Linked DNA regions of Mus musculus: region 1 is linked to region 2. A link is a loop called in an ENCODE intact Hi-C map of the cell type or tissue named here. Cell type or tissue: heart. All regions are shown on one strand. Links, peaks and the distances in the headings refer to the core of each region. The heading gives the core; the rest is flanking DNA.

Region 1 (2,909 bases), core at 322-2,821, 180 kb after region 2:
TAGCTCTTCTAGTTAAGAAAAAATCTTAGACTAACACACAAAAGACAGTTAACAAGCATAAGCTGATTTTTTTTTGTTTGTTTTGTTTTGTTTTTTTGAGACAGTGTTTCTCAGTGTAGCCCTGGCTGTCCTGAACTCACCCTGTAGACCAGGCTGGCCTCGAACTCAGAAATCCGCCTGCCTCTGCCTTCCGAGTAATGAGATTAAAGTCGTGTGCCACCACGCCCGGCTATAAGCTGAATTTTTAAGTGAAAACAAATTATTGATCTAGTGAGATAGCCCCTAAAAAACTCATAGACATAAACATAATGGCAAAAGGTGCTTTGGAAGAAGAGAACAGAGTGCTATGGAAAAGAAGTATTGGGAGACACATTTCAGAAAAAATTTTCAGGTAGACCTGTATGTATGTGGAAAACACCAGGACATCTTTTATGGGCACCTTTGTACCTGAGTTTGGGTTATTTCTAGAACCAAATAGATAAAGTTGGAGTCAGGAATAATGATTCTGTTACTACAGAGATTGGAACTGCTGATCAAGGGAGGACTTTTCTCTGAAAGGTAGGACTGGGGGTATTGCTCCTAATGATTGGGATGCCTCTCTCAATTCCAAAGTGCCTTTTTTGTTTGCTTCCAACATAGGAAACATACTTCCTTCTTGGACACTCTTGAGTGATCTGTTCTTCCCATCAGCAATTTTCCCCCTAAAATACCAAAAGTGACTAAATCTTCTAATAGCATCAAGGAACAAACATAGCAGTCCCATCACTGTCACTTAGAAGATCCACCATTTGCCTTTAGCAGTCAGATTCATAAAGGCATTTCTATTTGTGGGCCCTTAATTATGACATGACCAATTTTTAGTCCTACGAGTTCAAGGTTTGTTGCTTACCCTGAAATTAGCATTGAGCACCTGCTTACTTTCATGAGATATCTTCCTCAAAGGAAGAGCAAGATTTACCCAATGATTCCTGGGCACAGAACACTCAGTTGTAAATCTGTTCTGTCAGGGCTTGAAGGTTGACTCCATCTGTAAGCCAACTTGCTGCTAATACTGCTGACCTGGATTCCAGCCTCTGAATTCATAAGGAGAACTGACTCACCCAAGCTATCCTCTGACTTTCACATGCCTGATGCACACATATACACAAAGTTTGTAATCTGTTATATCAATCAATTTTATTAATAAAAGCTAGAGGGCAAGTCTGCATCCCTGATGGCTTGTGAGATAACTGCACTTTCAAAAGCTCTTGGTGATCTACTAGAGGCAAAATTCTGCTTCAATACGCCATGTAAGTGAACTAAACTAAATAAATAGGCCTTTGATCATCTACCTAACAGATCCCTGCTATTGACTAATAACTGGCATATACAAAGACAAAAATGACATTTACTGAACGCCAAGGGTCAAAAGTGGAGTCACTTGCATCTCATCTCATCTAATAGTCACAAGAAGCAATAGTCCTCGTTTTACAGATGAGGAGTCTGTTCCCACTGCTCGGCGAGTAACTGTGAGGGACAGCACTAAATTCTTTCGTCCAGGCGGCTGAGTCGCAAAGCCGAGGACTTCCCGCGGGGCAAGAGTTCGAAACCCGCAGCTGTCAATCACAGGAAGCACGCGGGAGCCGCTTCCGGAAGTGCCCTGAAGACGTGTGCCTGCGCAGAGGCGCGAGCTCGGAGCTCATACCTTTGCGGGAGTCTGCGCGGGACTGCGGGGCGGAGATGTCCATCGGGCTAGGGGCAGGCACCCGGCAGCCCCGCCGCTCTCGGCGGCGAGGAGAGCACGGCACGTGGGCCGGCTGCCGGGCATCGCCCGCCCGGAGCGGGGGGCGCTATGTGGGGCCTGACGCGGCGGCGTCACCTCAGCGACCAGCCAACGCTCGCCAGAGCCCGTAAATCCCGCGAGAACGAGCGCCTCTGCGCTCCATCGCTCGCCTCCCTCCAGATATCGCGAGAAGATGGACTAGCCTTTCAGCGGGCGGAAGCGGCTTCCCTTCCAGACGAGGTCAGCCTCGCGCAGTTCGCGAACGTCCCAAATATCGCGAGATTTGGCATTAGTCGGCGACCTCGACCCTCTTCGCTGAGGGAGTCCACGACCTGAGGTGTGTGACATCCTCCCAGGGCGGAAAAAGACAGTGTGAGCCCTGCACAGACCATTGACACTGTGGTGGCCTTGTCGTCTAGGAGCTTCAGGAGGCGAGCCTTAAGAGGGCGTTTTCTTGGGTTTGCCTACTTTATCGTAACTCACTCGTGCACAAACAAGGCAACCCCTGGGGTTCGGTTTTCTTCGCCATCTGAGAAGAGCAGCGACTGTGCCTCGCCCTGAGAGAGAAGCACACACCACGCAGCCTGCTGCCTCCAGCACAGCGTTCTGCGCACGAGCTGAATGGATTTTGCCTGTCCCAACATCTCCTGAACAAGCTCGTGAAGCCAAATGTATTCTTCATGTCGAATTCTTGTGATTTTTTTTTTTTTTAGGCCACTGTGCCTGTGTACGGGTCTCGTAGAGCTAAAAATCCAGAAGTCAGAGAAATTGCATTCCTTCCTAGAAAGTGGAAGAATCTCCACTCCTTGGCTTGACCTCTTTCTTCAAAGCCAAGGATAGTGCATTTCCTGAGCCTTCCACAATGGGTTTGGGTTTTGGGGGGGTTTGTTTGTTTGTTTGTTTGTTTGTTTTGAGCTCACCAGAATAATCTTATTTTCAGGTGTACACTCATAACTACATCAGAAAAGGCCCCTTGACATGTAAGATAACATGTATGGGTTCCTGGATTTAGAGACACAAATTCCTCTTGGGGATCATTATCCTGCCTACTGGAGGATCTTATTTGTATATACTATATGCCTATTCAACAAAGAGATCTCCATTCTTTGCAGATACTACTAAGACTAGTAGACTATTTTCAAAGGAG
Region 2 (2,909 bases), core at 191-2,690:
CCAAATCACAGTAGTCACGTATCACATCAGCTGAGGTACGACTTGACCTCAGAATCTTTCCTGGCACCGTCCTCTTGGCTAGAGCTGACACACAGTGAACCTTGTCATCTTTGAGTTGGTGGGACCAAAACCCCTAGATTTGACCATAGATGGGCTACTAACTAGGCAGGGACACCTGGCTGTGGATTTTATCCATCTGAGTTTCTGCCCTGTTATGAGAAGGCTAGGTGAGGTCAGTAGTCGTCGGTGGAACAAGCCTTAGAAACGTCATACTAGTCTGCTTGGCTTGCCATAACAAAATGCACGAACACAAAGAATTTAGTTCCCACAGTTCTAGAAAGTGGGAGGTCCAAGGCCAAGGTGCTGGCCAGCGTTCTTCTTGGTGAGAGCCCTCTTCATGGCTTGCAGATGTCTGGCTTCTCACTGTACTAGTCCGGAGACTGGAAGTCCCAGCCCAACCCAACCACAGGTCTAGTCATGTGTCTAGTGCCTTTATATGGAAGGGCACTAATCCCATCATGGAGTCTCCTTCTTGTGACCTACCTCTAAGTATCATTATCACTGCATACTGGGTTAGGGCTCATCACATGTATAGATACCTATTGGCTTTTTTTTTTTTTTTTTTTGCTTTGCTTTGCTTTGCTTTGCTTTGCTTTGTTTTTCAAGACAGGGTTTCTCAGTTTCTCTGTGTAGCCCTGCCTGACCTGGAACTGGCTATGTAGAGAGGGCTAGCCTGAAACTCAGAGATCTGCCTGCCTCTGCCTCCTGAGAACTGAGATTAAAAGAGTATACTGCCACACCTAGCTTATTTGGCTTTTGAAACACAGATGTCTAGGGTCTTCCTTCAGAGACTCTGGTTGGTTCTGCACAGGATCGAGGTGTTCTGTTTCTTGAGTTGTTGGGGGCGAAGATTGATGGCAGGGCTCCTGCTCAGTGAGGGACTGCTTGTGCCTCCAGACTGACGGACCTCTGCCTATCTCTGTGGAACCACTTAGCCTACCTCTCTCTATAACAACTTGTTCTGGACCCAAAGCTCAGGGAGGGGCTTGGGGTTTATTAGCATGTGTGCCCAAACCCAGCATCGAAAGCCAGGCACACAGTAGGCACATCATCAGTGCTTATTGAGGCTCTTACCTTTTAATTTTTCAAAGGTCTTTGAAACATTCAAAATCATCTTTAGGGAGCTTGAGAAGGATCCGTGGGACATGATTGAGGGGAGAGCGGTCCAGCTGATCTGTTTTCACTGTCCAGCAGGCTTCAACAACAGCAGGGACATTTACATTTCCCTCGGCTCTCTGAGCAGCAGAAAGCAAAACAGTTTGCGCTGTGACCAGAAAACGAATATAAACAAGAACAAAGAGCAGAGGCGGCCTTTGAGCACTCCAGCCAGCTGCTTCCTCCATCCTTCCACTGCAGAGCTGGTGAAGGGAGGGGAGACAGAGTTCTTTAGGACTTCACAACCCAGGGGAAGTGGGACACCTTCCTCCCAACCCCGGGGAAGAGTAAGGAAGGCAGGAAAGGGAAGGTGCCGTGGGAGAGTTGGGGCTACACAGAAGGAAGGAAAAAAAAAAGTATTAGGGATGGTGTGGAGCAAATAGGGAAAAATCCCTAGACAAGTCATGAGATGTCGCTACTAACCTGTCAGAGCAGCTGAAACAGAAAGTGGAGACAGACTCAAAACTCTGGCAAGGATGGGAGAAGCCGGATTCTCCTCACAGGTTCCTAGTCCAGGGGGCTCCAGGCTTGCTGACCATTCCGTTTATAATTTTTTTATGTTAGGATTGCACAAGATGGAGCTGTATTCAGTAGAACCATGCCTTGATTTAAAAAAAAAATTAATTCTTAAAAAAAAAAAAAAGGCAAGGGCTTATGTAGCCCAGGCTTAGCTTGAGCTCACCATGCGAGGATAACATTGAACTGCTGATCCTCCCACCTTCACCTCCTGAGTTCTGGACTCAATGTATTCCATTTTATGACGTTCCATGGGTCAAGCACTGAGTTTCTTGCATACTAGGTGGGCACTCTATCAACATGAGCTACACATCCAACCCTGACTTTGTTTATTTAGAGGTAGCATCTCATTTTGTAGCCCTGGCTGGCCTTTAACTCGATATGTAGACCAGGCTGGAGTCCAAGTCACAGAGATACAGACACCTGCCTTTGCCTTCTGAGTGCTGGGATAAAAGGCAAGGGCTATCACACTTGCCCTGACCCTGACTTTTGACTTTTCCATGAGCTAGTACCATGTGAACCAGCGAGCTGGCAAGCTTCCTGTAGTGCACTGTACTTCTGCTGCTCAGTCAGGTGACCTCTGTTGCATTTAGCATTCTGTCTGTCTTGCATGCTGCTTCTGTGTCCTTACCAACACAGTATCTGGGAGGAGACTGTTGGGTTTTTGTTTGTTTGTTTGTTTGTTTGTTTGTTTTTGTTTTTTGTTTTTTTTTTGAGACAGGGTTTCTCTGTATAGCCCCTGCTGTCCTGGAACTCACTTTGTAGACCAGGCTGGCCTCGAACTCAGAAATCCGCCTGCCTCTGCCTCCCGTGTGCTGGGATTAAAGGCGTGTGCCACCATGCCTGGCGAGCCTGGCGTTTCTTTGTCCTTCCCTTTTCTTACTAGCTAACCTAAAGCAGTTTCTCAAGAGTCTTGTGTTTTTGGCGTGCATGTCTGTAATGATTTTGTATTGAAAATGTATTGTATTGTCCTCTCTTGCCTTTGTTAGCCACTTGTGAATATTAAGTTTGAAGGAATGTCTATTCAAACCCTTTGTGTATGAAGTTTCCTCTGAAAGTTAGGCCTAGAATTACCATATGATCCAGAAATGTGGGAAGAACTTAGTTCATTGCCTAGAGCCAATACAAAAGGACAGATAAGGTGGTTTTGAGCTCAGAATCTCAGACCTGAGGAGGCA

The links. A loop is a pair of places that touch in the nucleus more often than their neighbours do. Peaks named below come from ENCODE experiments on the same cell type or tissue, not always from the same donor. Only the 100,000 strongest peaks of a DNase experiment are listed, where the experiment ranks them.
Region 1: it touches region 2 in a loop (4-fold over the local background); 1 of 42 quality-filtered maps calls a loop at or near these places.

Annotation. Positions count from the first base shown.
Region 1 is chr13:63,814,293-63,817,201 of GRCm38, reverse strand. Ercc6l2 (excision repair cross-complementing rodent repair deficiency, complementation group 6 like 2) reads right to left here and starts at 1,962. Exons shown (of 19, transcript NM_001013608.3): 1 at 1,685-1,962. The coding sequence starts at 1,727. In heart, for the core only: a CTCF peak has its summit at 1,812; a DNase peak (open chromatin) is centred at 1,961; H3K4me3 peaks cover 2,051 bases; H3K27ac peaks cover 1,506 bases.
Region 2 is chr13:63,989,278-63,992,186 of GRCm38, reverse strand. No RefSeq gene overlaps it. Among named protein-coding and RNA genes, the nearest start is that of Gm30950, 63 kb to the right of the region's middle. In heart, for the core only: a CTCF peak has its summit at 1,625; no DNase peak of the experiment used is centred there; H3K27ac peaks cover 597 bases.